Regions from separate parts of the Mus musculus genome. Here region 1 is linked to region 2. A link is a loop called in an ENCODE intact Hi-C map of the cell type or tissue named here. Cell type or tissue: left cerebral cortex. All regions are shown on one strand. Links, peaks and the distances in the headings refer to the core of each region. The heading gives the core; the rest is flanking DNA.

The links. Peaks named below come from ENCODE experiments on the same cell type or tissue, not always from the same donor. Only the 100,000 strongest peaks of a DNase experiment are listed, where the experiment ranks them.
Region 1: it touches region 2 in a loop (2.1-fold over the local background); 1 of 42 quality-filtered maps calls a loop at or near these places.

The regions. Positions count from the first base shown.
Region 1 is chr14:58,197,424-58,213,907 of GRCm38, reverse strand. No RefSeq gene overlaps it. Among named protein-coding and RNA genes, the nearest start is that of Gm33321, 95 kb to the left of the region's middle. In left cerebral cortex, for the core only: a CTCF peak has its summit at 7,279; no DNase peak of the experiment used is centred there.
Region 2 is chr14:58,700,783-58,717,266 of GRCm38, reverse strand. No RefSeq gene overlaps it. Among named protein-coding and RNA genes, the nearest start is that of Gm25614, 59 kb to the right of the region's middle. In left cerebral cortex, for the core only: no CTCF peak of the experiment used is centred there; a DNase peak (open chromatin) is centred at 7,217.

The sequences.
Region 1 (16,484 bases), core at 5,041-10,040, 500 kb after region 2:
CAAATAAATCCCCAAATGTGAAGCAGAGGGTGCATACTGAGAGTGGGGTTAGCGAGAACAGCAGCCAGTACAATTCCACTGGGAGCAATATGGCAGCTTCTAACATAGTAAGTTGCTATTACCTGAGACCCCATAGCTACACTTCTGAGTGGAACCTACGTGAATCCTAATCATACAGTCAGGCATGGATAAGATGGCTCTGTGCAGCACTGTAACAGGGCAAGCACTGAGGGCAAAGATTCTCTCAAATGCCAGAAAACAATTGTAAGTAGATGAATCCCAGTGCATGCATATTGTGGCAATAACAAAGAACATGGAAACAAATTGCCTGTATCTATGTGTATATACATGGCTAGGTCTAAAACACATGGCAGGGGAAGAAGAGGACAAAAACATATGAAACATGGAGTAGGTTCCTATTTTTGTAATCATTTAAAAACTCAGACCAATACCACATATTATATTCATTGAATACATACGCATATGGTAGAAATGCAAAAAAGGGTATAGCTTATGTTAAACACAATGTCAATTAAACAAGACACAAAGAACACACGCCTACTTGAGGACAATAACCTCCTGAATAAAACAGTTGAGACGTCTGCTGAGGTGCATCAGGACTGTGGTGGTCATTTGAGTGTCCCCCTAATTTTATTTCTCTCAACAAAAGATATGACACATGTTTTATTTATTCCTTTATGCTATATGCTTTAAATACCTTGTAACTAAATTTAATTGGAAAAATGGGGTTCTTGTTGTTCTTATTGATTCCACTCATAAACACATTAAAGAGCCACAGATTGTGAATGTAAATAAGATGGAAGTGGTTATGGGGAGGTCTCATCTCAGAGTCCACTCCTCCTCGCTCACTTCCCATCATGGCCCAGTAGAGGCCAGATGGAAAGAGAAGCTTTGGGAACTGTTGCAAGCTAACTAGGAGGACACATGGTATAGACATTGCCCTTTTCAGAAGACATTTCTGCCAGACTCTTAGTAGCTATGCCTGAGCCTTCTTTCCGAGACCACTCTTTGGTTCCTGTTTCATAATAGATGGTGGGTAAGTGAGTAGACAAAAGCAAAACGATGGCAAGTCAAGAGGTGAGAGAAAGAGAAAGAATGTGGATGGTCGTGATGGTCAATTTTGATCGGGCATTAGTGAGGCTCACTTTTGGGTGTGTCTGCCATGGTGATGACGAAGATAACTGAGAGAAGACCAGCTCTGGATGTGGATGGCATCACCCATGGTCTATGGTTCCGGACTGAATGAAAAAGAAGATAAAAAGATGCCAGCTGAACATAATGTTCACCTTTCCCTGCTTCCTAGACCATAGACAAATGAGCGAGCAGCCCCAAACTCCTGCAGCACAGCTTCTTCACACTCACTTCCCCCACTCCGTGACTTTCCTGCCATGATGGAGTACACCCTCAAATCATAAGGAAAGGAAAAATACTTCATCCCTTGACTTTCTTTTTGTCAGGTATTTGGTCTCAGCATATGAGAAATAACAGAAAAAAATGTGAAAATCTGTAGACAGACAGATCATAGATAGAAAATTGATAGCTAGAAGATATGATAGATGATTGATGATAGATAGATGGATAGATAGAGAGAGAGAGAGAGAGAGATGTAAGAATAGAGAGTTATAATCATGTGATTTTGAAGGCTAGATGAGAGTTTGAAATATGAGGGAAACTGGAAAGAAAGGAGATCCTGGTCTGTTCCGGTGATTTTCCACCTGGTCAGCACTTGTCCCTAAATTCACCTTAAGATATGAGTTCTCCCCTCACATGTGCTACATGGGAATGCCAGTGTAAAGTAGAGGGAAACTGGAATGAGGTTCTCTTCCCAAACCCTGGGATCTTCTGATTCCGAATCACACTGTCTTCAGAGGCTAATTCTTCCATGGCCTATTGATTAAACCTCCTGAACAGCCCATATGATTATAGGCCTACATTGATCAGTGCTGCTTTCAAGATCTGACCCTCTAACACAGAGGTTCTCAACCTCTTTGCAGAGGTCAATAGACCCTTCAGGCAGTCACCAAAAACCATCAGAAAACACAGATATCTATAATTCATAACAGTGGTAAAATTACACTTATGAAGTAGCCATGAAAATAATTTTATGGTTGAGTGAGTCATAAATGTGAGGAGCTGTACTAAAGGGTCACAACATTAGGAAGGTTCAGACCCACTGGTCTAACACAAGACAAATGTATCCAGCACATAGGCTCCTCTGAGTCTAATACAGACTTATTCCTTCCCCTTCCCACTGTTGCCCGACTCTCCCTCTTTTCTCCCCCTCAAAGATCTCCCTCTCTGTCTCTCCTCTGCCTGTCTATTCCTCTCCCACCTCTCACTCTGCCTGCCCCCTCTACTCTCTCTTGGTATAGAGCAATGTTTATATTCACTAGTGATATTAGGGAATGAAACATGTCTATCACCTTTTGGTTTTATCATTTCTTTTTGGTTAATATATTCAATGACCTTGCTTTTATTTTTGAGATATTCCATGTATCATCATTATTTACATCTGCCCTGGTGAGCCAGAGCACATTGGAACTTCCTCTTTCCATCATACAATAATACTAAACTGCTGAAAACCTCGGTCCCTAACCCTCTCTCAACACTATCAGACCATCCTCAGGATCTTGGGTCCTCTTTTTTTATATCCTGTCCTTCCTCACACTTGAAGCCAGCACAGCTTTCATGGGGAGCCCAGTGCCCATCTTCCCATTGCTCTCTGTTCAGCCTCTAATCTTAAGGCCCAATGAGCCAAGTCCTGAATACAGCACACTGTTCAGATTTATACATGTTGGATTACATCATTCACAATTCCTCAAGGCAGATGTCTTCAGTACAAACAGGTTGGCTACCTTGACCATTGAAGTGGGGAAGATGACTCAACTGAAAGGATTCAGGGACTGTCTGAAGCTGCACGACCCATGACCAGAGAATAGCTCTAAAGGCCTCTCACTGAGAGAGAAGACGCTCAAAGTCCTCTCCTCTGGTGGAGTAAAGTAAATATGTAAATACCCTGGCACTTAAGGCATCCTGACAGAACTCCTTCATGGAAAATAGGTTGGCAGAGGAAGGTATGTCCTCTCCACAATGTTCCCCTTCAGGGCACTGCGTGCGGGATTCTAAAATGTAAGGTCAAAAAGATTGGTCACAGTCTAAGAGACTATGAAAGCAACACAGTCAATAAACAAAAGATGGGACGGTTGGCCACAACCATATTGCCTGCCACCTCCTGCACAGTTTATTGGAAGCAGAACGCAAGGCCCAGGTCTTCACGCAGACTTTGAAAAATAATCTGAGTAGTGACAAGAGTTCCTTTCAAATCTTTTCTTTCTCATTCAATTCAACCATATTGTTCAAATGGAAAAAGTTAGCCTTTAGACCCCAGAACATGCATCTTTAAAAAAAAAAGATGAAAATTCACATTCACATATTTCAAGCTAATAAATGATAGTCATCCTGAACTAGCATTCCTTCCTAGGAGGCAGTGGACATGGGAAGAAAGCTGATCCTGGGGTTATATGACTCCCACCTATTCTTCTATTATCAAAGCCATTGAGCAGAGTCTCAATGGATAAGGATGGTGATGGGGATAGACAGTCTACAAGCTCATCAACTCTGTCTATCAAGTGTCCTTTGAGTGAGACAGTCTCCAATGTGAACCAGCAGTGCCCTGCTGGACCATCTCCAGGAAAGCAATCACCACTGTGCAAGCTGACACCCTACCAGCCATGGGAAAATTTTGCTCAAAGACACACAAGGAGATGTGCCTGACTCTGAGCCTGGGCCACACTGTTACACCAGCCAGACATGATTGCATCTCAACACACTCATAGCTGGTGCACCTTCATCAATGGACTAGAACTTCTGGTAAGGTCTTCGAACTCCAGAACCATCTCTGTACCAACAGAACCCAAAACTTACGTCAATACTTATTCCTGCATTGAAACTTAACAGACAGCTGAGTCCTTTACCCAACTTTTACTTTTTTTCTCCTCCATTCTGTTGTTTCTTATTGTTGTGGTTTGAGTTCCCAAGTTCCACGTGTCCAGGCTTCGGCACACAGGTAGACACCATGAACCTGTTTGAGGTGATATCTTGTAGGAGGCCTGTTGGTCATTACGATCACATACATCTTCAATTGGAACACTTCTCTCGGTATCTTTCTGCTTCCTGGCTCAAGATGTCACCTCTGTCAGTGGTACTAACATTTTATATAGCCTTTACTAGAGGCCCAAGCCACTGGGCCCACCCTGTGCTTGAATTTCTTAAGCTGTAAGCCACAAAAAAAAAATCTTTTCTGCTTCCTAAGTGACCTGTGCAGGACATTCATTTACAGTGATGTAACTTTCATTAACACACTCATATGCTACCGGGGCTAGTACTTGCTTGTTGCACTGCTAGCACAAACACGCACACACACACACACACACACACACACACACACACAAAACAGTAAAACCCACCCCTTCCACCCCTTACTCCTCTCTCCCAGCTTATGGAATTAATTATTTTTGTCCAGGAATCATGAAGAATCTAGGAAATTCCCAACAAATCTCAAAACCTAAACGTAAGCAAAAATATACAGCTAACATGGAACCATAAAATGGCTCAGTGGGCAAATTCCCTTGCCACCAAGCCTAACAAGCCTGAGTTCTATCCCCAGGACTCACACTCGGTGAAAAGGAGAGAACTGACATCCAGAAGTTGTCCAGGGACCTCCAACGTGTTCTATGGCACACACATGCCCACAAATATGCATAAACATACAAATAAATAAATGTAATAGCAAATTTATTCAGAACATAAAGCCAAACTTAACTGGCCTCAGCGAATTCACATTCTTTGAACATTTCATTAATAAATATCTTGAGGGGGAGAAAAAGGGAAGAGGAAAGTACCTCATGAACAATGCAAATTACAATGCCAAGAATATATTATAGGGAATATGTTTTTATATTCTTCAGTGTTCTCTAACACATGCCACTGTGGAAGTCTGTCCCCATGTACTGATTATCAATATCCCTTATGAACCCACTAGGCCATGTGACAAAGAGCAAGTGGAGTTAAGAGAGAAGCTAGGTTATCCGATTAGTGAAAATACATTTATTAAGCACATTTGAGAATCTTTATCACTTGATCTTTTTTCCTCTAAAGTAGTCCAAGCTAAAGATCACATTCAATGGCTCAGGTGAAGGACAGGGAAAGCAAGGACTGGTACTGGCTGCCTTTCACCAGATGCAGGCTGACTGTCCTAGGTTCCTGCTCCACCAGAATGCAAATCCATCACCTTCCCCAACCCTTGGCCCTGCTTGTGCAACCAGATCACCACCCTAAACTGTTTATTCATGATGTGTTTTGCCATGCATTTTTCTCTTAGGCAAAACCCTCTGTGATTTATGGGAAAGTGAAATCATGTGTTTCTGGTTAGTTTATACTTTAAAGCACCAAAATGTTATTTTGTAAAGCTATTTTAATGTCCAAGGAGTCTTTCAAAGACTTTGTTCCTTGGAATAGAGGTCAACAGCTTGCACAAGAAAAACAACCCCATAAGCTAAAGGCCTGGTTTAGCTAAAAGCTTAAGCCCCTGGTTTTCAGGTCATTCAGGCCAGCAAAGTCAAGTTCACTTCCTCCAAAGGGATACAGGACTCTTCTTGCTATCTTCTATGGAAGTCTGCCATCACCATGGGATGGGCTTCAGAGAGCTTAAGTTCATTCCATGGTGAGGGCACGGGCACTGGATGTGGAGTATGGTGTTCCTAGAAAGCCCATCAACATCCTTCTCCATCCAAACACAGCATCCTTTGAATATCCTATACCGTATATGAAAAGATATACTTGAGAACATGCTGCTTTTAAGCTTAAGGTAAATGTCCTGGGGAGATTTGCATCAAAGGTACAAAGTTTTAATTATATAAGTTAATCTTTTTCTTTTTAGTTAGAGAGTTCTGAGGTTCATATCCAACTGAAAGAAATTAGGGTACAGTCATAAGTTCCTTGATGACAGGGTGCATGCTCTTCAGATGGGTGTGTTGGGTATGCTGCGGTTGTAAGAACAAGCCAGAACTCACCCAAGCCTGAGATTTCAGGTCAGTGACTCCACGTGGTTGTACATGAAGCCAAGAGAAGTAGTAAGCATGCCTTTCTAGATGCTGGTGTCACATAACAAGCAGCAAACTTTTCCTGAATGGGACTTCACTCTAAAACAGTGACAAAGGCAGAGCCCAGAATCTATACATCTGTTACCATTAGCAGGTGGTATGTACTGCACATGATTACTATATACAGCCGATAGCACAGTAGGTGTGTTGTACCAACATTGCTACACACAGGTCAGTAATGTACTGTGACATGATGTTACAGCACTCACAAGTCACTAGGCAGTGGGGATTGTCAGTGCTAACATAGTCACCACCATATAGACAGTGGGTCACTTATTGAATCTTCTTCCAAGGACCATGTAAAGATGAGTCATACTTCTCAGAAGTACTCAACAGTGCTCCCTGTCTTAGTGGCCCTGGCCTTCCCCATATGGTTCCCATAGCTACCTCGCTCTGGCCCACCTCCATCAACACAACACAACACAACACAGCTCAACTCTCCTTGAGTCTACAAGGGGTGTCACCATTCAAGAGACCACCCTGAAGGAGGAGACCAGATAGCTTATGACCTTGAATGCTTCCTCTTTAGTACCTGTTTCATTTATACTATTTGCATAAACAAATGACCTTTTGTACTGAAGAGCATGTATTGAAACAAAGGAAGATTCATTCCAGATACACAATTCATGTTGCGTTACAGATCTGCCCTATGGTCTCCAAACAACTACCTGAAATAAAACTGCTATCACGACATTAACTACAGATGGAGGTTGTCATAAAGTTGTTTTTGTTTTCAATTGACAAGTGTGCCATAAATCAAGCAGGATATAGCCATATACTCCTAGCATTCTTGTCTCCAAAAGTATTAAATATTATATATGCATAATATATGTATGTGCATATATATGTATGCTTGTGGATTCAGAGGGTGACTACAGAGGAAAATAACATCAAAATACATCTGTGAAAAGGCAAAGAAAGCAAATTGCCTTGAAGGAGACAGGAGACAAGGGGACAAGGGATGTCCTCATCCAAACACCTTCTTGAAAGTCCCTAGGTGGTAAGGAAAAGCCAGAAGCTGGCTTTCTAAGATTCTAGTGGGTCATCTCACTATTCAGAGCACATTTCAAATTCTTCTGCAATACCAAGTGTGGCCAGCACTGCCCTCAAGACACCTAGTAATTCTACCTTTCCCTAAGAATAGGTAGCTCTACTTGCCATGGTAATAAAATCAAGTGGACAGAGTTTAAAGGGGTCTCCTCTAGAACTACGGGTCCCCAAGGTGACACAAATGAAAAAGACTCTCAAACATAATTCCACTGAAGATCTGAAAGATGTTTCCTTTCTCATCATACTAGTGACTATAGCAAAAAAATAATAATTTTAGCTTTCCATCAACTTTTACGCTGATGGGTGGGCAAGATGGCTGAATGGTGAGGGTCCTGTGGACAGTTTAACAGGATAGTTTCCAATAGCCAAACAGCTTCTCATTTCTGTCTGTTTAATATTCTGCCCAGTAGCCATTATTTGTCACATTTTAGAGGTAGGAACACTAAGGAGCTGGGTCCCTAATTCCTTTCAAGGTCACAAGTGGAGGTGGGACTGGGACTTAGAAAAGACCACTCCCAAACTCGCACAGGCTCCCAGGAGATAGTCCCGTTTATCAAGGACATGAACCAGGTTGAGGCTCATTCTGCTTCCTAGAAACTGGGAGCACATCAGGAAGACATGCAGGAAGGAAGCCATGAGGGCACCTGCCGGTCTTCCTGCTTCCCACTCTCTGGGCAGGGATTAACCAAGGGTCAACAGCCATACATTTACAAAAGAAATGCACACAAAGGAGAGACCATTCCGGTGGCAGGGAGATGGCTCAGTGAGTTGAGAGTTTGACAGGACAGTGTGCCCAGCAGGTCAGAAGCTACCTAGGTGGGGGGAAGAAGGCAAGAGTAAATGGCAAATGCCTAACATTCCCAGGAGAGCAAATACCACTGAAGCCAACTAAAAACCCTAATTTTCATTAACTGCCTTTTTTAGCAAAACTGTTACGCAATCAACTCCCTTTACTCTTCGGTGGTTGAATCTCAGTTCTCCTGTGCAGATAGACGGTTGCCTTGGCTAAGGTTTCAGAGCACTCAAGCCATATCTGTGTATTCCAGAGCAGCTGGCCAGACCCTAAGAGCAAAGCTCTATCCAGGAAGCCCCTCCCCATCCACACTCTTCCATCTCACCATCCTTTGGTACAAAAGAACATTCAAACTCTTTTCATCTGCTAGTGCCAAAAGGTCCTCACTGAGTCACTTCTGAGTCTCATCCCTTAAGAACATGAAACAGCCACCTCCTGAGACTGGCCGTCAGCTAGGCTATCATATTCACTTTCTTACAAAGTCTCTAAGGCTCATGGTTTGTTAAAATGTCTTCATTTAATAAGAAAGACATCTGGAGAAAGTTTTCAAACTGTCACTCTGAAAAAAATCATTTCATTAAATGAACCACCTCAGGCTGTAAGCAGATACAAGAAGAATAGCAATGATGGCAGCCGTGATTGTTCATCCCTATAATCCCAGTCCTGAAGAGACTCCGGCGCAGGAGGATGGCTTTGAGTTTCCCACTGAAGCTATAAAGTGAGATAAAGTGAGACCTATGTGAACCTACACATATAAACTCACACTCTCTCACACACACATACATACATACCAGAACCTTAGCCAAGCTAACCCTCTGTCTGAATAGGAAGTCCCCTTCTTCATGTCCCCAAATGTAAGCCCAGCTATTTTATAGTCACCCACACAGGGTAAAGAAAGTGTAAGTGGGACTTATACTTTTGAAAGCCAGCTCTTTGCCTGTGGCAAGTCCTCTAAGAACTAAACAAGAAGGGCAGAGCCAAGTACAAAGGGAGACAGCCAGTAGGAGGAGCCATCTGGGCCACTTAGAAGGCACCCACATTGCTGAAGAGACTTAAAGGTAACTTGCAGTCATCCACACAGTGAACACTAATGGACGGCACTTGTCTACTACATCATCAGAGTGCACTTGGCTGGGTATCTGAACATTTAAAATGTGGTGTACCTGGATTTTCCAGAAAAATAGGCAAGTGGTGGCCAGATAGAGATAAGACGATATATGGGTCAAGGGTCAGTCAATAGACCAGATTGTCTGCCACCCAATACATAGGTAGAGGGTTAGTTTTAAAAGTCAACTCACGCCAGGCGTGGTGGCGCACACCTTTAATCCCAGCACTCGGGAGGCAGAGGCAGGCAGATTTCTGAGTTCGAGGACAGCCTTGTCTACAAAGTGAGTTCCAGGACAGCCAGGGCTACACAGAGAAACCCTGTCTGGAGAAAAACAAAACAAAAAAACAACAAAAAAAGTCAACTCACAGGATTAAACTGTAGATACAGGAAAAGCCTTAGTTAAGGAATCATCTGTGTGATCAAAATTGTGGGTGGGTGGATGGATGGATGGATGGATGGATGGATGGATGGACAGAAGGAAAGATAAGGTATGTCAGGCATGGTGTCATCTTCACACTCAGGAAGTAAGGCAGGATGTCTTAGAGTTTGAGGCCAACCTGGGTAACACAGCAAAGTCCTGCCCCTCTCTCTCTCCCTCTCTCTCTCTGTCTCTCTGTCCCTCTCTCCTCCTCCTTCCCTTCTTCCTTCTCCCTTTTCCCACTTTCTCATAGACACACATACACACAGTGAGGGATCAGGGATTTAGTTTAAAATCAGCTCACATGATTATCAGGTCTCAGGAGCAGCTAGTCTGAAAGCCACGGGGCAACTATAAGGCTGGAATCTCAGGCAAGAGTTGATGCTGTAGGTTTGAGACCAAATCCCATCTTCACTCAGCATCCTCAGGTCTTGCTCTTAACACTTTTCAACTGATTTGATGAGGCCAGCCACATTATAAAGGTCATATAATGTCCACTGACTACAGCTGTCAATCAAGTAACAAAATACTTTCACAGCAAGATCTATACTAGCATTTAACCAAGTACCTTGGCTTCTCAATCTAATCAATATGACACATAAATTTAAGCATCACACATGGCAAAAGTATCTTTTTTAAAAAGGAGAGGGTGACATGGGACAATTCCCACATCCCAAGCTGTACCTTGCACAAGGCAAGTGAAAAATGGGAGAGACAGGAGATGTGATAATATGTGAAGTTTCTTCAAAAGAACACATAGGATTGTCATGGTGGCACATGCACATAATTGAAACATGCAGAAAGCTGAGATATAAGGGTCTGAAGTTCAATACTAGCCTTGGCCACACAGTAAGACTTGATCAAAAGCAAGGAATGGACAGGGAGGGAGGGAGGAAGTGGGAGGGAGGAAATGAAGGAGGGAGGGAGGAGGGAAGGAGGAAGATAGGGAGCGGAGAGAGAATAGGAATTCGATGTTGGAAGTCATTTTCTTTGGTCTCAGGGTGACCAAGGCATTTCCCTGGCACTTAACAGATATTCATTTCAAATGACCATGAAAACTATTGTCCAAGCACAGAGCTGCCTCTTTCAGTTTAGTCAAAAAGCTGACCTCTGACCAAGCAATTACATCATGGCCTTTACATTTTCCTTGGCAGTATTTTGACCTCCAACATCTAAATCCCCTTAAATTTCAACAGAGGCATCAAAGCCAAAGGCCCGTGAAGTGCTGTTTTGTGCAGGAGTCTGGGCTGAGCAGTGCCATCCCTGGGAGGATGGGTGGGCGGTGCACAGAGCTATACACACATGCAGATGCATTGATGCCTTAAAAAACCGTGTGAACATTTTCATTCAGTTTAGGCAAACTTAAATAGAAGCTACTGAAATATATATGTATTATTCCTAAAAAGAAAAGCTGCAGAACAGCGAAAATGCCTTATTATCCTAAATTAGCTGCGAAAATCCCTTCAGAGACTTGACAGGAGGGAAAAAAAAAAGATTTTTCAAGGCACTGCAGAAAAGAAAATCCAAGATAAGAATAGTCATACAATACAAGTCTTGTTTCATAACACATTCACACAGCCTTTCAATACCTGGCAATTACCACACAGGAAAAAAAGATGGAACTGAACTGCTAGGAGGAAGATGAAGGACTAGGGAGAATTAATGCAAACATTTAAAATTGCTCTAAGAAGAATGCTAGTTAAGATCGCTCAGGAGATTCCTTGGGACCTTAGGCCACTCTGGCCAGAGAAACAGAAACCCTAACTGCAGATCTCCTCCTCCTCCTCCTCCTCCTCCTCCTCCTCCTCTTCCTCCTCCTCCTCTTCCTCCTCCTCCTCCTCTTCCTCCTCCTCCCCCTTCTTCTTCTTCTTCTTCTTCTTCTTCTTCTTCTTCTTCTTCTTCTTCTTCTTCTTCTTCTTCTTCTTCTTCTTCTCTCTCTCTCTCTCTCCCCTCCAAATTGACCCCCCAGTCTCACCCCCAGCTCTATAACAGACTACCTGCTATGCCTGGCCCCATGTAGTTTTTCTCCTCCATCCTTCCTCTTCATTCATCCTGTTATCCCAGCCCCCAAGTCTAGCAGGCATTCCCTGGGAACAAGTCTACCAGAGGAGTAAGTAGGCCAGCTAAGCAGGTAGGCAAGCCTCAGGTCTTCACTCCCTCTACTCTCCTCCATATCCAGTCCCCAGCTCTGTAGAAGACTATATGTAGGGCCTATCCTCACACACTGCTGCCCCCATTCCCAGGGGATTAAACAGATCTTGGTGGAACACCCTGCTTTCCTTCCTCCTGCAGGTTCCTCAGTCCCTGCTCCTAGCCCATCCCCACATTTTACTGAGAACCAATGGAGGCCACACCTAGCAGGATCCCAGGAGAATTCCCTACTAGGCAACACACAGCCAACACACCTTCCAAAGAATTAGAGAGGGTAACAGAAACCAAGAAACAAAACACCCATACAATAAAGACAAGGCCAGATATCAGCACCTAGAATTACAATCTTCCCAAACCCAGATACTCACATACCAGTATAAAAACACAATCAATAATAGCCAGGATAACACAACTTTATTAGAGCCCAGAAACCCTACCACAGTAGACATTAAGAATTGCAACAGAGGGCTGGAGAGATGGCTCAGTGGTTAAGAGCACTGACTGCTCTTCTGAAGGTCTTGAGTTCAAATCCCAGCAACCACATGGTGGCTCACAACCATCTGTACTTAGATCTGATGCCCTTTTCTGGTGTGTCTGAAGACAGCTACAGTATACTTACATATAACAATAAATAAATCCTTTTAGAAAAAATATCCTCTTTATAAAAAGAGGAAGAGAGAATTGCAACAGAGCTGAAGCACAAGACAATGACTTTAAAACAGTCTTTAGTGATATGAAAGCAGTGTCTAAAAAGGAAATGAGTGAAATCCTTAAAGAAATTTATGAGAATATCAGCAAGTAGTGGAAGGAAGTGGATAAAACAGTTCAAAATCTGAAGATGGAAATAAAATCAATAAAGGAAACCCAAGCTGGGGAAAATCTGGAAATAAAAAAATTTAGGAACTCAAACAGAAATCTCAGAGCAAGTCTCACCCACAGAATACAAGAAATGGAGGACATTGTCTTGGGCATTAAAGACAAGATTGAAGAAACACGGATACCTCAGTCAAAGAAAATGTTAAATCTAAAAATTCAGGGACAGAACATCCAGGAACTCTGGGGCATTATGAAAAGACAAAATCTAGGAATAATAGGAATAAAGGAAAGAAATGAAACATAGGTCAAAAGAGCAGAAATTATTTTCAACAAAACCATAGAAGAAAATTTTCCTAACCTAAGGAAGGAGAAATACTTTTTCTCAAAGTACAAGAAGCATGCAGAACACAAAATAGACCGGACCAGGAAAGAAATTCCCCTCCGCATATAATAATCAAAACAGTAAATATACAGGATACAGAAAGAATATTGAAACATACAAAGTAATAATAAAAGCCCAGACTATTAGACCCAGCAAAACTTTCAATCATCACAGATGGAAATATCTATCTACAAATCCATCTGTACAGAAGGTGCAAGAAGGTTAAATTAAGGAGATTAACCACACCCAAGAAAACAAGGGAAATAAATAATCCCATACCAGTACATCATAGAGGGAAAAATTACACACACACACACACACACACACAGAGAGAGAGAGAGAGAGAGAGAGAGAGAGAGAGAAACAGAGACAGAGACAGAGACAGAGACAGAGACAGAGACAGAGACAGAGACAGAGAAAAAGAACAATCCTGAATAATAAAAGAACTGCATTACAATCCTTAATCCCAAATTGTACTACAGAGCTATAGTAATAAAAACAGTATGATCCTGGCACAAACTTGACATGTTGATCAATAGACTTGAATTGAAGACCCAGACATAAACCCACAACCTGTAGGAACCCCCAAACAACCCAGGCTATTGTCAAGACTATATAGTTTACCCTCTGAAAACTAATGGCAAGAGCCCCATTTCTGGAGACAACACCTACACAACTCGTTGAACATGAAGACATCGAGCTGGTGCCTACATAGAATATTCACCCCTACATTCTATTATCTTTGGCACAGGAAGGTATTCTACATGCTACCAAAGGAGAAACATAAACACCAAACCAGGCCACAAAACCTTGGATCAACAATGGTGTCTTACCTACAAGATATGCTAAGCCTATGGTGGCACAAAGCTTATGGGTATAATCAACCGGTTTTGACTTAAGGCCCACTCCAGGAGATGCAATCTATACCTGACACTTGATGACCAAGAACATGAGACTATCGAGTCCAGGGACCTAGGATAAATGAAACACTAGTATTCTTTTTTTTTAAAGTAACAATAAAATGACTCTTAATGATGTTCTGCTATACTCATAGATCATTGCCTGATCAACCATCATGAGAGAAGTGTCCTCCTGCAGCAGATGGGAACAAATACAGAGACCCAAAACCAGTCATTAGACACCCAAAGAGAGAGAGAAAGACCTTGAAACAGTCAGCTCTATATGAGATGTCTCTATCAAATCCTTCCCCTTAGGGCTCAGGGGACCCTGAAAAGAGGAGGTAGGAATAGTGTCCTTTTAGGGATTCCTGAGTATGCAGACAGGTGGGTCTCTACATTTATTATCTGCTTCATACGCCTTTCCTTGCACTCTTTTCTTCTGTTCTTGGGGATGCTATTGTTGTTGTCATTGTCATTGTTATTGTTGTTGGGGTGTTTTGTTTGTTTGATTGATTTTGTTTTGTCCTATTCTGATATTTGATTTTTGTCTTATTTTTATGTTGTATTATAATTATATCATTACCTCCTTTAAACCTTTTTGTTCTTTAATGAGAGAGAGAAATGAGGGATGAATATAGATGGGAGAGAAGTTGGGAAGGAACTGGGAGGAGTATAAGGAAGGGAAATTGTAATTGGAATATATTATGTGAGGGGAGGAAAAAGCTATGTTCAGTAAAGCGGGAGGGAGATCTCTTAGGAATCCCACACAAGTTGAAGGTCGACATAGTTTAGTATTAATAGATGTGATTTATATTAGACTAGACTCAGCATCATGTCTTCTTTTAGAGGACATCTTTGTTGGTGGTGTCTCAGTGGACACACTTTAAATGACCCAAACTGTCTGTGGACACCAGGCAAAGAAGAGCTGCTGAGTGGGTCAATGAAATGAACAGCAAATAGTTTCAGCTTTCACATATCTCAAATATAGAGAACAGTCATATGTCTGTTCTCTGGGCTGTTTGGTGCTCTTACAGAGTCTTACATCTTGCTAGAAAATTATTTAAGAAAGGAAACAGCACCTATAACATCATAAAACCAAGCCATACTTAGGAACAATAAAGACTGCTTCAGAAGCACAAACTCAATCCACTTCCAAACCATGGGGTCATGTGTCTGAGATGATACTGGGACAGCCGAGAGATGAACTGAAAGCAAGCCCGGTTATCAACTGATCGCATCAAGCTTATATTCTACAGGGGGCCAACTTGCTGGGGAACAACAGAGAATTAGAAAAAAAAAGAAAACATAAACTAAGAACTAGGAAGAGAGGTTCACACCAAGATAGGAGCCAGGTAAAATTTCCATGGAAAACCTGAGACAGAAAACTAACACTGACTGACTTCCTCTTAGCCAAAACTCTCCTGGGTGGTACTTATAGTAGCACAGGAAGACTGCATTTCAATAAGTGAAAAGGACAAAGGAAAAGTGTGCATTCCGAGACAGAAAGAGGTAAGCACAGTGGGGGGAAGAAGCTTCCACAGCAGACAGACTCACGTGGTACCTCCACCACCTGCCGTGGCTACTCTCTGCTTTCTTACCTTCTTTGTAATAGGAAGATAAGAGCAGCTCTGTCAGGCGGTGATGTCAGCGAGGGTTTTGTAGACTGCCTGACCATAAATTAGTTCTCTGCGTGTATTTTCTTTTTAAAAACCTAATAAATGATATATAGATGCTGTCTTGCTAGCTAATGGATAGTTTCTTAATTCATTAAGTAAAGACTCCTCTAGCTTCTCTTCTTTTTCTGCAGTATTTAGTGGACCCATGTATTCTCCTCCTCCCTCAATATTTACAAAGAGCACCCACAAATCTAGCTACAGTTCACATTTCCCAATCTCACAGAGCTATTTCTGACCTAGCCCCACTATGCGGCAAGGGAACTACTAATATGTACATTAACTCCTATGAAACACTAAGGATCATCACTACTCTCTACAGGGCAACGTGAAGAGGAAGAGAGAGCTACAGGCACAGCAAGATGTTGTACTTTTCATGGAAGCATTGGGGCCAATAAAAGCTTTTCCTCCAAGTCCTAAGCTTGGGTGTGGTCTCTCCTATGAGTAGATCAGGATGGACTGAGGATGCAAACAGTAGTCGTGACCCCTGGGCTTTTCAGCTCCAGTCAGATGCTCCCCAATACCCAACCAGGAAAGTCTCCCAAACAAGTCAATAATCCAAAACTTCACCCCTACACATGTGGGCACTGCAGACGAAAGAACGCTTAGTCTAGCCGCTAGGAGTCCTCTGATGAAAAACAGTTCTGTCTTATCCCAAGACAAATACTTCCAGCTCCCAAATTCATTCAGATACAAAGGGTTCATCGTGAAGGTTCTAATGCCTGGTCTTCCTAAGACTCACCAACAAACAGGCTTCTGTTGTGGAAAGAAAGAAGGAAAGGAAGGAAGGGAGGGAGGGAGGGAGGGAGGGAGGGAGGGAGGGAGGGAGGGAGGGAGGGAGGAAGGAAGGGAGGGAGGGAGGGAGGAAGAAGGAAGGATGGAGGGAGGGAGAGAGGGAGGGAGGGATGGGAGAGAGGGAGGGGAGGGGGTTGGAGGGAAGGAGAGAGAGAGAGAGAGAGAGAGAGAGAGGCCAACCAGGGCAAATAAATGGAAAAGATTAAGAATTTAAAAC
Region 2 (16,484 bases), core at 5,049-10,048:
TCACTATACAACATGACCCTGCTAGGTGTATGTATTATTAGATATTCATGCAAACCTTATGTGCATAGCACTGTGAACTGTGAGCTAGGCGAGGTATGGAATGTAACAATATACCACTATGGGGCTGGCTATCAAGGCTGAAGGTCAGAGTGCAGAGAGGAACTCTCCTTTCCACTCAGACTTTCTGTGAATGAAAACTTGTCTCAAAAATAAAGTGCATTGATCTAAAATTTTCTATTAGTGGAAGCAGAATCAAAGATGTGTTCCCAATAACAATGCAGTAAGTGTCCAATGAAAGCATTCCCTTATACACACTACAGTTGACTATTGGCAGTAAATGCACTGCCAGAATTCACTGCACTGTGAGAAATCTGGAGCCAAAAAAACATGCCATTGTTTGTCCTCAAAGAAGATAGTATTTAGATTTTAAACTCTATTAATGTATGCTTTACTTTAAATGTTATATACACAGTTTGCAAAATGCAATATATGGAAAAAGCCAAGAGACTCCTTCTGACGCATATACAAAACAAAGGGGAAATGTTTTATTCAGAAAATGTGACGTAACAGAACCTGTCAGTTAAGAATACTTTTGAAATGCTTAAATTTAACTATTAATATAAATAAAAATGTACCATAGACCTAACACATAGCTAAAGAACATATTATAAAACCATACATTCAATGACAAATTAAACCCAACAGCAAGGAAGCTAGGAGACAAAAGCACAAAATGACATGTGACAATATTCATTAAACCTTTTAAACTGTAAATGCAAAATAAATGCAATATTATAATATATATTCATGCATGTATACTGCTCAAATTTTTTGTCACTTTGACACAAGCTAGAGCATCTGAGAGGAGAAAACCTCAAATGAGAAAATGCCTCCATAATATTCAGCTGTAGGGCATTTTCTTAACAAGTGACTGATGGAGAAGGGCTCAGCCTACTGTGTATAGAACCTCTGGCCTGCGGTCCTGGGTTCTATAAGAAAGCAGACTGAGTAAGAAAACTGGGAGCAAGCCAGTAAACAGCACTCTTCCATGGTCTCTGCTTCAGTTGTTATGACAACTTTGATATAATAATTTTTGCTTCATGTTACTATATTTTTTATTTTGTCACATTTGGTTATTATCTCTAGGAAATCTGGTCTTTTCTAATGAGAGACAGAAAGATCTGGAAGGGAAGGAAATTTGGGAGGAACTGGGAGGAGTAGAGGGAGAGGAAACAGTAATTAGGATATATTGTATTTAAAAAGAATTCTTTTTTAATAAATTAAAAAATAAAAAAGAACTAAATTTTAAAAATCCCAAACCAATAGTTCTCTTGTTCTCTCATTCTCTCATTCTCTCATTCTCTCATTCTCTGTCTCTCTGTATCTGTCTCTGTCTGTCTCTCTGTGTCTCTGTCTCTGTCTCTCTCTCTCTCCTTCATGCTGTATGTAAGTGCTCAGATACTGCTCTAGCACCATGTCTGCCTGCCTGCTACCATGCTTTATGTCAAGGTTGTTATGAACTTTAATACTCTCTGGAACCCTGAGAACCCAAATTTTATATATATGTTTTTCCAGACAGGGTTTCCCTGACTGTCCTGGAACGCGCTCTGCAGACCAGGCTGTCCTTGAACTCAGAAATCCACGTGCCTCTGCCTCCCAAGTGCTGGGATTAAAGGTATGCACCACCACTGTCCAAAATACTATACTTTAATAAGTTGCTTTGGCCATGGTGTTTTATCACAGCAAGCAGAAAAGTAACTAAAACAGAAAGCATGTGAAATATATAATAAGACTAGGATGAAATGTTTTAGGATTAATAACAAGTATTTATGGATAATTGCCAGTTATAATCTGCTCTAAAATTCATTTCTGTGTTTTCTAAATATTCTTTAATGTTTTTATTATAATAAGTACAAATACACAAGGATAAGTACATAACAGCCCCACCTTCATGAAGGAATCTTGCGTAGACTATTCCCATGGGCCATGGTAACTCAACAATATGGGCCTATCACTATTAAGCCTCCAGAGAAAATAAGGAAATGGGTAGAAACCTGAGATCACTACCTCCAGCTTTGGCAGAGCAAGAAACAGAAGTTAATGAGAGCCATGCATCTATATGCAAGGTAGCATATGAAGCAATTATTCAGAACTGTTGTACCAAGTAGAAAGCCATAAAAGTAGTAACTGGAGCATGACTCACTGAAAGTGCTGCTCTTCCCTCCACACAGTGAGTGTGGGAGAGCCACTTACACATTACTGCAGACCCAGGAATTTGATGTTGTTCAGCACATTATTGGGTACCAACTTGTTTGGTGGTTAGCCCTTTTCCTTTGATTCTTCCAGTACATTTCTGCAGTGGGTTTCAGCAGAAAATAGGGGATGCCTTCCCTTTTACAACAGCTTGGGTAGACAGCTGGCCCTTCATGAATAGAGGATGTTAATAATTTCCAGTGAATATGGAATAGCTTCCTTCAGTGTCGTTTGGTCTAACTGGTTTTGGAGCAAACTCTGGTAGCTCCACAGTCTGCTGTCTACAACTGACACATAAGGTCTGAACGATGTGGTAAGGCACACTCAATGACTGAAACTCTTAGACCCAATGCTCAACTAAATTGTCTTGCTAAACTAAGTAAGCATGCTTGTGCATAAGGGCAGCATTGGTTAATAAGACACACCAGTTATGATACCATTGAAAACAACTGGAAGGATCCCCCAGATCTTCATCCCAATTCATGCTGCCTCTTCAAGTTTCTCAAACCCATCCTTGTTCTGGCTTGAATAAGGGTGGCCCCACAGGCTCATAATTTCTCCAGAATGCTGCAAAGGTAACATGGAAGGTGGGTACATTAGCTGCTCTTCCATGGACTAGGTTCAGTTCCCTGCACTCACATTGTAACTCACAATCATCTGTAACTCTAGATCCAGGGGACCCTACTTCCTCCTCTTGCCTCAACAGGCAGCAAGCACACAAATACACAGATATACACACAAGCAGTACAGCCATATACAAAATCTAAATTAAATGAATCTTTAAAAAATGTCTTCAGTGGTTTAGCCATCTGTACCCCCAGTGCAGTGCGTAGGTGGTCTTTTTATCCTAACCTCCTGGTGCTTTCTGTCTCTTTCCTGTTCTGTCCTTGGGCTGTAGAGTGGCATAGGTATGACCCAGTTTGTTTACTCCACTGGAAAATGATGCAGATTGTCTTTCCAGATGCTCACTCTGTCCACTTGCAGGTTGCCTGTGGAGGGTTGTCCACTGCACTCTGCTGTTTCTTAGCTTATTTATGTTGTTGCTGTGAACAGTTCTTTATGTATTCTGGATAAGTCCTTTCCCAGTAATGCCATTAGGTATACAAAAGTTTGAAACAAAGGAATTATTCATCAGAAGAAAATCAATTAAGTGAAATAAATCTTATTAACAGAATTAAGGGGGAAAATCACCCGATAGTATTTCTTAACAAGACTTCAGGATGGCATCGAGAGAGAGAGAGAGAGAGAGAGAGAGAGAGAGAGAGAGAGAGAGAGAGAGAGAAGACAGAGAGACAGAGACAGAGACAGAGACAGACTGAGGAACAAGAAGACCTTTCTCAAAAGCATTTATGACAAATGCAGAGCTACCCCTTTCCTAATGATAGAAGTCTGAAAACGTTCCCTCTGGACCAGGAGTCACAAGAGCCAGCTTCTTCATCACCACTAAACATTGCCAAAGCAATCACAGAAAGACAAGCAAAAGGCCTCCTATTTCAAAGAGGTAAAGGCATCTTTTAGGGGCATAATCCTAAGATAGAAATCTCCTAAATTCAACACAAAACCTAGAGCCAAAAATGATCCAGGAAAACTTCAGCTGAGTAAGATCAACACATGAAACATCACTTTTCTAAACACCATCAATCATGAATACAGAAAGAAAAATATGAATACATAAAACAAGATTTACAGCAGCATCCAGAGAATAAAGTGTCTACGAATAAATTAAACAAAGTTAAAGGCTTATTCATTGAGAACCGAGGTGCACTGCTGAGAGAAGCTGAAGACGAGTAAGTGTGAAATTATCCCATGGTCATAGATTGGGATGCTTAGAACTATTAGACCAGCAAATACTGCTCAAGGCAATCTGGAAAGGAATGGGCACTCTATGAAATGACATCAATCTCTGTAGAAGTTGTAGGTCTGATTTTCATACTCACACAGAATTGAGAGATATTCTGATTAGCCAAGACAATTCTCAAGAGAAGAATGGAACTAGAACAATCACACCTAAGTGAAAAGCTTGTGAAAAAAGCTAACTCTACAAGTAAAGTACGAGTGAGAATAGATCACAGAATAGAGTTGAGTCCAGATCACAGGCACATGTCTGTGGTCAACTGATGGATGAACCGGATCCCAAAAAACTCTCAAGAGGGAGACTGAAGTCTCTTCATCCTTAGTGCTACACAACTGAAGAGGATATGAACAAGAGTAAACCTGGTCTTCTCAAACCAAAGATCAAACTGTACTCCAGAACTGGGCAAAAACAAACACAGGAGCTACAACCATAAATGTTGTGTGGGAAAAGATGGAAGACATGTTCATGGGAATGGATTTAGCAGTGGATTCTTAGATGCAACCCTAAAAGCACATGAAGGAAAAAACATTAGTTAGACTTCTTTGTATCATTTATCGTTGTGTTACCAAATAACTTTGATAACACTTAGCAGTATTCTCAGGAGAATTTGAACATTAACAAGTATGTTCACCTAAAATGAAGCTTGTTCTAAGCTGTTGAGCTTTGTACCCATCACATGAATGGCATGAACTACCCATGTTTAGTTCTGCCTCTGTGCCTGAGCACATTTATCCTATTTATCCTGACCCATCAGCCAGCTTCTCTGATGACACCAATGTAGTCTGGAAGTGACAGAGAAGCAACATTCCTGGGAGCTTCCTTGTGATGTGCTGTGACTAAGAAGTGTCCCCACGGGTTCATGTATTGAGTGTTTAGTCCTTGGCCACAAGCAAAGTTCTGGTTTTATTATCACTTAGATAAGAAAAATCCAAGACATGCCTTGGAATACACCCACAATTTCTTACCAAGGCAGAAGCCTGAGTAAATACATTTTATTAGTTGTCTTCCCTCCTCTACCTTTCTTTCCCTTTCCTCTTACCATGACCCTGAACTTCTTCCAAAACTTTATACACTCAAACTTCTGTCTCCAGATCTAATTGTATTGGAGATAACAGTAAGTTGTGGTCAAATAGAGCAATACCAATGTCTTGCACAAAGCTTTCTCTAACATGAGGATTCACTCTCAACATTAAGAGCTCTGTAATGGATATATCCATGCTATTGAACATTTTAAAACATTAACGTTTCTAGAAATTGGTCGGGCTTTTACAACTTTTGTAAAGTTTTTTTACAAAAACTTCTGTAGTGCTTTAAAGAGTTTTGTGATTGTACAGTGGGCTGTATTGGTAGTGATCTTGAAGTTTATACTGCCCATGGCCCATAGGTTGGATTTGCCCATGACAGAGTTATATGCTCAACTCAAGCATCTAAACTTTAAATTGTTATAAAGTCAAAAGAAGCATAAAGACCTGGACTGGACAGGTATCTAAAGGAAAGCTCTGTTCCTGATACTAGCTTCCTGGAGAAGAAACAACAGTATAAAGTGGACAAAGATCAAAATGTAGGAATAAGAGTCAAAGCCTTTAGAGGACACAGCACCAAGGCTAGGTGACTTGGATAAAAGTGATTATGAGCTTCATACTTTCCTGTCATATTCATGAATTTATAGCCCTTACTCCAAAAACAGCTATGTCCAATCCTCTAAAGAGAGTTGGTCACACAGATAAGTAGAGGAAGCCTATACTGGTTGATTTTCTATCAACTTTACACACAGTAGAGCCACCTGAGAATAGAGAACCTTAATTGAGAAAATAGCCTATCATAATGGCTGGAAGATGAACCCATGGAGGTATTTTCTTCATTGATGACTAATGTGGAAGGGTCCATCCCAGAGTGGGACAGATGGACTTGAGATGTAAACAAAATCAAACTGAGCAAGCCAGGAAGCAGTATTTCTCCACAGTCTCTGCTTCAGTTCCTGCCTCCAGGTCCCTGCCCTAAGTCCCTGCCCTACTGTAAGGTTAAAAATAACTCTTCCTCCCAACTTGCTGTTGGTTACAGCCATTTGGGAGCATGAAGTCCTCAACTCATTGTGTGAGCTCATGAACACCATGCTCCAAAGGCCCCAGATCAATCATAAATGTTGGTCTAGCAACCACAGCATGTCACAACTGCTTCAAAAAAGTTTTTGTTTTTTGTTTTTTGTTTTTGTTTTTGTTTTTTTTATTCCAGGTTTGGTGTCACATGTCTGTAATCTCAGCACTCAGGAGGCTAAGGGAGGGAAGTTCCAAGTTTGAGGCGATCTGGAATACACAGACGTTTGAGAGCAGTCTAACTTTGTGAGAATTCAAGGCTAATCTGGGCTACTGCCTGAGATACTGCCTTGAGAAAACAAGTCAATAAGTCCCCAAACCAACGGCTTGATTTCTTCTCAAATATCTAATGATTTAGGGAAGGAACATAAATCGCTGTGGAGGATTCCAGAAACCCTCCTTGCTAACCAGTCTGAAGTATCACTTCCTCCTGCTTCTTTTATTCTAACAATGCCTTTATCCTGTAAAGGATTCAGGGATCAAAATTGGGGACAAGAATTGAGCAGCAAAGAGAAAGCTAAAGAAGAAAAAGTGTCATCTAAGCAAAGGGTAAGGAGCTGTAGAGAGCCGAGGCAGAGGTCGGACATTCTCTCCCATTAGAACCATTGTTCTTGCTTTGTTCATTTATGTGATAGTTCCCTAAGGACCGAGCTCTCTCTACTGTCTTACATCCTCAAGTAAACCTGTATTCCCATCCCATGTAAAAGCCTGACCAGTTACTCAGAAATACTCACCCTAGATAGCAGAATGCTCAAATATTACTTTGGTTTCAAGCTCAGAAAAAAAAAATAGTCATGGAAAGTTTATATAATCTTCTTCATATGAATTCTCAGTGTTCAGGAAAGCCTTGGGTCTGGGCCAAAGTAAGAAGTGTTGAGCTATTCAGAAATGGCTTGGCTGGTCAGAAGGGTTCGATAGCTGGGAACTGAAGCAATTTGCACAAAGTGTTGGTTGGCTGAGCTGGAAGAGTTGCCTTCCTCTTGGCAAAGCCTTCCTAAGGGAGGCAAATGCAAAGAGCCTGCTGCTTCTCCCACGTGTGTGATTGTTTGTCTTTGATTCACTTATTATGTAAGAACAGGCGATCTCTCCAGATGGCAGTGACGGACAGAGTCTAGACATCGTTTATTGGCCGGTGACGTGGAAACAAGTCTGCAGTGTCTACTATTTCTCTTCTTTTGGATTTTTCTCTCCATTTTGCCACTCTTTTTTTGATATTGCATATTCTGAAAAAAATAAATGATCCTGACACTTCAAGTAACTCAAAAGCTCAAAGACATATTCCCCACTGTGTCGGGAAGGGCTGTTCCCATTTCCTGAGACAGTAGCTCTGGCCTGTGGCTCTGTCAGGAAAGACGGCAAATCACTATCATGCCTGTGTCTGGCCTTCCTGGTTTCCTCCAAGGTGGCATACTAAATAAATGAAGAAACAGTAGATCGAAATACACTCAAGAGCAGTGACTTCTCCCACTGGAATGTTCCTGACAAAAGTTTACTGTCTTCAACTTATTTAACTGCATCAATTTAACAAAAACATTACCTAGTATTCACTAGGCAACATGTGACCCGGTAAACCCTAGACCTCAGAGTCACTGGTACAAAGTCCTGTTAAAAACCTTGCTGCCCTGTGTAGTAGAAGAGAAAAGTCAATGATTTCAGACCTCTACTTTGCAGCACAGTGACTACTGACTTGTCTTCAAGTCACCTTTTGTTTCTTATATTCTGTGCTCAAACCCTGCTGGGATCATTCAACTTCTCCTAGGCTGCTTCTTGGTCTCAGCTATAAATAGGCCTCAAAGTGTATTTTTATCGTTTGGATCTTGACTTAAAGGACACTTCATTAAAAAATCCTTCCTGATGGTCAAGACTGTGTTAATCTCACCCTGTATTCACAGAGACAAGTGCTAGTTACACACCTTATGCTCAGGATCCAATCATTGGATCCCTAGGCTATGACACATGCCTCATACATAGCAGGAAAGAATTCTCGTGGATGAGTGACTACATGAGCACACTGGAGCAGCAAAGGAAGCACTTTTCAATGGTCCTTTACCCCAAATCCTTTTGTAAGTAGTTTCTTTGGAACACTACAGAGTTTCTTTGGTATAGAAATAATGTTACTGTAAAAGTTAGCTGGAGATATGCCTACAAATGGCAGATGTCTGTGACTTGGTAAGTCTGTAGAACTCTGAGTTTCACAAATGAAACTCATTTCTTTTCATTACGCAAAGGCTCAGAACATTTAAAAACAAAAGGCTTCTATGTAACATGTCACTCACTGCTTGCTTGGGTCAAAGAATCTTTTTGTGACCTATACATCATTGCCTATTGGTTACCCATTCTACTCCAAACATGTTCAGAGCCATAAAGAAAAAGAAGGAATTGATGAGTCTTATGCACGTGCCTGAAGGAACAGTGTTCCAGGAGTGATGTGATCGATAACCTTGGTTGTCAGCTTGTCTACACATAGAACCAACAACAACAACAAAAAAATCTCTCAATTCAAAAAGTCCATTACAATATCAGAGAGAGAGAAAGAGAGAGAGGGGGGAGAGAGAGAGAGAGAGAGAGAGAGAGAGAGAGAGAGAGAGAAGGGAGGGGAGGGGAGGGGGGAGGGGAGGGGAGGGGGGGAGGGGAGGGGAGGGGAGGGGAGGGGAGGGGAGGGGAGGGGAGGGGAGGGGAGGGGAGGGGAGGGGAGGGGAGGGGAGGGGAGGGGAGGGGAGGGGAGGGGAGGGGAGGGGAGGGGAACGGAAGGGAAGGGAAGGGAAGGGAAGGGAAGGGAAGGGAAGGGAAAGAGAAGGGAAGGGAAAGAGAAGGGAAGGGAAAGAGAAGGGAAGGGAAAGAGAAGGGAAGGGAAAGAGAAGAGAAGAGAAGAGAAGAGAAGAGAAGAGAAGAGAAGAGAAGAGAAGAGAAGAGAAGAGAAGAGACATAGAGAGAGACAGACATAGAGAGAGACAGAGATTCAGAAAGGGGGCAAAGGTAAAAATCTCACTATATAGCTCTTTGGACAGTGCCTTAATAATGAGGAAGTTATTCAAATGAGCTGGGGGGATTTTCAAGTTTTCTGATGACTTTTTTGTTTGTGTCTATGTTGAACAAATATAGTGAATTTTCATAATGCACAATTTCCACTCAGGAACATGAGATGCCAGCTCAGACATCAAATAGATCCACCAAAGCTTGAATGACTTAACTCATCTTGCTCCTGTGTGAAACTCAATAAAGTTTTATTCAAATTTGATGACATTTCTAAACACCTAGAAATCCCTCCATTTCCAGTGATGTGGTATGAAGCTGAGGTAACTCTTCTTGATTATTTTAATTAAAATGCTGGAGGAGGATGAAGCAGGTAACACACATCAAGGATCCCAGCACACAGATGACTGAGGCATGAGGACTACCAGAAGTTTGAGGCTAGCCTTGTTTACATGATGGGTTATAGATGCCAGGCCTGGCTATGGAGTAAGACCCTATCACAGGAAATTCCTTCCCGAGGAAAAGCCGAATTGTGTATTTGTACTTTTTTCTATAAGATATAATTTTAAAAAATATTGCCATATGGTAAGTCAAAGAACAAAGATACAAAACAAACAAGCATAAAGGGGAAAGGGGTTATATAGGCAAGCTAGGGAATAAATAGATCTTAGTTTCAGGAAAGAGTATCCACTATATCTACTCGCAGTAAGTTGTCCTCTGGTGTTTACTACTCCCTCTCAAACAAATACAAATGAATAAAAACATACTAAAATATATAAAGAGTGTTTAAAAGTAAAAATATTGGATGTCATAGAGTTCTATAGAAAGTCTCTGTCTGGGGTTTGGGAAGATGGCTCAGTAAAGACCAACCACACACATGTAAGGAACTGAGTCTGGATCCTTAACATGCATGGTTTTTATCTATTTATTTCCTAAAAGGAAAGCATGGCAGTTTATATATAAACCCAGTACTGAAAAGGCAGAAAGAGAGGATCCACGTTGCTGTCCAGTCTAGCCAACTAGTGAGCTCCAGGCTCAGAGAGAGAGACCCTATCTCAAAAACAAGCAAACAGAAAAATAGAAAATAATACAGGAATCATTTGACACTGACCTCTGCCCCCTGAAACATGAACACACAGAAGCACGTGCACCTGGATGGTTGTGTGTTTGCATACACGCACCGATACCATCATTTTCCCCAATGAACACTGCTAAGTGCCGCAATGTCTATGTAGGCATAATAGAAACTAACCTTGAGAGCATCTCTGCAGATTTGAGGACAGAGCCTGCAATATCAGGTTAAAATGTGCATGTACTTCTTTTGAATTTAATAGTGTGATATCCATAGCAACACAACTCTTACAATAACCTAACTTCCTCCTGTCTGACTCTCAGCACTTCTCTTTCCTTCTACAGAACACTAATGCTATCAGTAGTTGGTGTGGTGCCAAGACTTGAACCTGGAACTCTCTGTGTGCTGGCCATAAAACCCACTGCTGGGCTGCATCCCCAGGCCTGCCCTTTAGAGAGCCTGTGGAGAGTTTCCCTGTAGAGTCTAGGTTGGTAGAGGTATGTCGTGCTTTGATACAACTGTTCTAAACATTGTGTACCTTGCTTATTTCACAGGACAGCCATCAAGGAAACATTTTCACCTGTATCTAAAGCTTTCGAATTGGAATTGTATTTTCTGTGGCTGCAGAATAGCCCATGATATAGACAAAAGGGGTTTCCTATAATGGATATTCAGGTGAGGATCAGTTGGTTGAATGTAAAAATGCACGAATATGCAGTGAGTAAAAAGGGCAGAGGTCACTTTTAAGAGGCCATACTACAAGAAAATAAAAGGCAGAAATAAAATTTGGCTACTTTAGGTATTTTCTCATTAAATTTTCTCCAAGGTGGCATATCTTTTATATGGCATTATTATTTGGATCTTCTCTTCCTGTTTATGTTTTTTCGAATTCATATTGTGTTTCTTATATATTATTAAACAATCTCACAAGGACTAAATTGGTGTCTCCTATTTTCTCAGTTTTAACTTGTTCAAATGTATTCTTTTGCCAAATTGCACTGGCTTAAAAATTGATGGTTTTTTTCAATGTTAAATAATAATAAACTATATTCAACTGTAGTAACAGAAACTCCCTGGTCCCACTTCTTACTTTAGTGTGAGTGTTTCTGACCCAAATACACCTTAGTCTATCATAGCATGACATCCTGATAAATTCATTATAATCTGAAGATGCCACACATGAAACATGCACTCAGTTTGCCCAACACACAAACGCTATGACTTAGCAAGCCCCGATACAGTGTGGTCTCCATGGATTCCCCAGCTGGGAGCTTCGAGGCCTGCAGTCACCACTAACATCAGGGAAGTGTGCAATACCACCCGAGACTGACCCAGGAGCAAAATGTATGGTTTCTCCTGAGTGTGCAGGGTCTGCATGATGTTATAAAGTCAGCGAATTGTAAGGTGAACCACTCATTGTAAACCCAGTCCATCTGAACTCTTCTGTATTCATAATGTTACATTAAAAGCTATTGTAAACATATTATATCATGTTGATGAAGAAAGTGCATAGTAGCTCCTGTACCAAGACCCACATTAGATGCCAAGACCACAGTGTGAGTGGTCAGAACCACCTTTTTCCCCCATATGCAGTGCCTATGATGCAAACTATCTGATTAAACCTTTCAACAGTCCTATAAACAGGGAATATTTTTGCTGTACACCCATGTCATAGAGCTGCCGCCAGGGCCTCAGGCTGCTCCTGCTGCATGCCTTCCCTGTCAGGATGGACTAACACCCTCAACTATGGAACAAAATAAATCCTCTCTCTAAAATGAGAAAACAACACAAGGTACCATTTCTGGGCTGCCTTTCGTCCTGTGGGGTATGGAGTAGGCCTGCTCTTCTTGTCCTTTCTTACAGTAAATGCCCTTGATTGCCTCTTTCTCTGTTTCTGCAGTTATAACTGCATTTAGCATGGGGGCAGGAGGAGAGATACTGGCCACAACTTCTCAAGTCAGAGGTCCCAGAAAGACTTTAATGGATCACAGCCCTCAGCTGCTACCAGGGCCGTGGATGTCAGTGACAACAGATTGAATAGCATATGGTTTCATCTGACCCTCAGACTACTTCCTTTAAAACATTCCTCTCTGAGATCATACATGGACAAAGGCCTGTCAGGGTGCACTTGATTTTCAGTGTTAGCGATTTTTATTTTGATTTCTTCCCAAAACCTCTGTGCTATTACAGGGGGGAGAAAACAGATTAATGGCATTTCCTTTTCTAGTTAAAAACCAAGAACTTTCCATCTACCATGTCTTTTCCCTGTAGGAGTGTGCTCCTTCTGTCCGTGACATATCTTAATAATTTTGTTAGCAAGTCACACTGCCTCTTGGCCTCTTAGAGTTTTCAAGGACTACATTGAGCTTATGTAACTCAGCAAAAAGACCTTTCTGAGTTGCACTGATATGCAGACCTAAATAACTAAGCAGCTTGATAGTCCTCAAGGTCTTTGGGTATTGGTCTAGAGCAGTGGTTTTCAACCTTCTTAATGTTCATCCCATTAATGGAGTTCCTCGTGTTGTGCTGACCCACAAGCATAAAATTAGTTTTATTGCTAGTTTATGACTATAATTTTCCTGCTGTTATGAACCCTAATGTAAATATTTGATACATAAGGTATCTGCCCTTGTGAAAGGGTCATTGGATTCCAAAGGGATCACAACCCACATGTTGGGAAGTATTTGTCTAAAGCGAGCTGCTCGGTGCTTAAGTGCACTCATTGCTTTTTCAGAGAACTATAATTGACTTCCAAGCACCCATATCAGACATATCTCAATCACCTGTAAGTGCAGCTCCAGGGGATGTGAGACCCTTCTGGCCTTTGTTGCGCTCTCTCTCTCTCTCTCTCTCTCTCTCTCTCTCTCTCTCTCTCTCTCTCTCTCTCTTTCTCTCTCTCTCTCTCATGCACACTAGCACATGCACAAGCATATACATACATACAGATATACAAATACACATAGCCCAAAATTTAAACCTTTTGAGTATTTGGGTCCTAAGTGGATATTGTTGAACTCTGGGGTCAGTCTTGGAACCCATGTGATGGGTGAACTATGAATAAATGAAGTATTCTTGCCATGAGCTATGAATAAATGAAGTGTTCCTGCTTCCCCAGGATCATCTAATTTCTCAGCCGGGGTAATTCAGCCTTACCCCCAAATGAAATCATGTCTTGGGGTTAGTTCTCAGTGTCCCAGGCCTCCTGTTCGACTTCACAGTAGCATCTGAGTGCCTACGGATAGGGAACATGCTTTTCTAGACTTGCTGGAGAATGAGTGGCAAGGAAGCAGAGTGCTACATTTGAGTGACACTCTCCAGTTTCTGAAGATCTCCATAATCATGGTGATGTTCCAGATTCCAAGGCCACCCAGACATTGTGGTCCTCTTCTTATCAAAATTCCCAATGTCTGTTCCTTGATCCTCCTTGAGAAACTGCTATACTGCAGTATTGGCCTCAACTGCAAATTCTTCATGCCTCCCCATGGAGGTGTTTCCAGTCTTCTCTACACCATATGCCAACTGCCAGTCCTAGAAACCCTACCTCAACTTCACCATTTTTGCCTCAGTACTTCTCCAGGGCAGTACATCACACTGAGACCACCTTGAGCACAGCTTCCTCTCCCACAGCATGTCCTTAGAATTTTGTAACACCATGATCTGAAACCCTTCCCCCTTAGCCTTTCAACTCAAGACAGAAAGCTGTGGGCCTACACTTCTGTTTTTAACCCTCTTTTCTGCTACCCATTAGGGTATGGTTCAGAAAGAGAGGAACCCTTCTTTGTCCTTTTGTCAAGACAAGACCTCCTCTATTCCATCATCATCTGTTCCTTTGGGTGGGATTTGTTCTTGGGACTCTCATGCACCAGTACTTACCTGATATGATCAGAAGAAGCCTTCTCATCCATCAATGTGTGTGCAAGGGTTAGTGTGAATAGTCAGCATGACACAGCCTACAATCACCTGGGATGAGAGTCTCAATGAGTGCTTTGTAGATCAGGGTGTCCTGTGGTCCTGTCAGTAGGGAATCCTCTTGATAACCTTAACTAACATGAGAAGACTAACATTGGAAGAGGGCAGCAGAATTCCATGCTTTAGGGGTGGGGCCCTGGTCTGTTAGGAGTAGTGAAAGATAGCTGATCCCTAAGCATGCATACATTCATTTTCTTTCTGCTTTTGTCTGTGGATGCCACCTACCTCCTTGAGTCACCTGCTATAACAGACTGTAACCTGGAGTTGTGAGCTATAGTAAAACTTTTCTCCCCTAGGCTGTCTCTGCATCAGGGCAACAGAAACAAAATTAGGATAGGGCCCAAGTCAGAACCCTAGCCAGAAGTATTCTAAATAGGCATGGGAGCACACCTGTTCTACACAGGTGTCATACACTTGTTCCACACAGGTGTCTCACCATCCTGGTAACTTTGCCATGCATATTTGAAACACTCACCCCCCCCCCACACACACACACACACTCCAGGAATTAGTGAAAAATGGGTGGGCTTGTGTGGTTGTTGTATGCATGCATTTATACATGTGTGCTAAGCCAGAGTCTCATTTTGTAGTTTAGACCGATCTGGAGCATACAGTGTGGCTCAAGTTGGCCTTGAATTCATAGAAATCCTCCTGCCTCAATCTCCCATGTGCAGAAATGCCATGACATTATTGGGTTTGTGTCACATCAACAGAGAAGGAGAAGGTGAATACTTTTTTAAAAAATCAACTTCAGGGAAACTCAGAATCCATAATGAGATAAAATTAGCAATGGCAGGTTTAGTAATAAGACACAGCAAATTGTCATTTTCCTGCCATAGGGACGTTGGAGGCGTGTTCCAACATTTATCGCTATTTAGCATCCAGTTTTCATAAAGCAATCTACTGTCAACTCTAATTAATTCTACCTTTCAACAAGGAACTTAAGATTGGCTGCTATTGTTATCCCATTCTTATATGTCAAGAAGCTGAAGCAGAGAGGTTAATTAAATGACTTATCCTGATACCCGTGGGCTATGTTGGCAAGCCTGTGTCTTAACAGGGTTGCTGGCACACATACCCCAAGGGATGGAAACTTAAGCAACTCAACTCCAGCAGGGGGCACCAGCTTCATTGTAAATTTGGGCACAACCTAGCTTTCTATGAATTCAAAATCTTACAAGATGGTATACCCAAGAAGAAAATGGACCCCTAAGTCTCTATGTATGATGGCTTTCCTTAAACTAGGAGTACTATCCTTGGCTGTTAAACAGAATCCAACACATCAACAGGTGCCTTTCTACTGTGTTTTGAAGAGTTTGGCCCAAAGTAAAGTTCATTCTAATGTTTAGAGTCTTAAAGATAAATATCTATCTACTCCTTTGGATCCTAAGAATTTGGCATCCCCCCCCTCCTTTTTTTAAAGACAATAACAAAAGCCCCCAGGAAAGTCAGCTCCATTATTGCTGCTGCTGTCAGGGCCTGGGGAATTCTTAGATGAGCGCAAAGCATAGGAAGATGAATGTATGAATGCACAAATGCACAGTGTCACAATCAGCCAGGGGTGTCCCACAAGAAGGTAAGGCCTTGAGTGATCTCTTTCTTTACACTCTTGTTTTGGACTCCTCTCTCCCACCTCTTAGGTGACAAGCTCTAAAGATATATATAATATATATATATATATATATATATATATATATATATATATATTTCAACTCTGGGCTCTATGGTGATATTACTGATCATCTCAGGCATCCTTGACTGTCCTTGCTCTTAAAAAAAAAAAACAGCCATCCAGTTAACACAGCACATCCTTTAATATAGCACAATTAGACAGACACAATGACCTCACCCAGTCAAAAACAAACACTCTACTGGTATCTCTCCTGTTCTCCAATGAGAATCACTTGAAGACCAATAAATACATATTTGAGACAGTCATGGCAGTGCTCATCTCCCATCTATGATCCCATCACTCTTAAGATGTGGAAGACTGAGGCAAGAGAATCATAAATTCAAGGCTAGCCCAAGACACAGAGTAAGGTGAGACTGTTTATGTTATATATCAAGTCCCTGTCTCATTGAAAGCAAAGAAGAAACACGGATTCAGATTTCAAAGGTCTCAGGAAGGTCATATTCTTCATTGAACCAGCTCCTAGGTATGAGTAATGCTGTTGGCCTGTGGGGCATGTACTGAGGGGCGGGGTCCTAGAAGGCAGGGTCTCCTTCCTTCAGCTTCTGGAGAGAGGTTAGGTTAAAAAGGTCCTAGGAC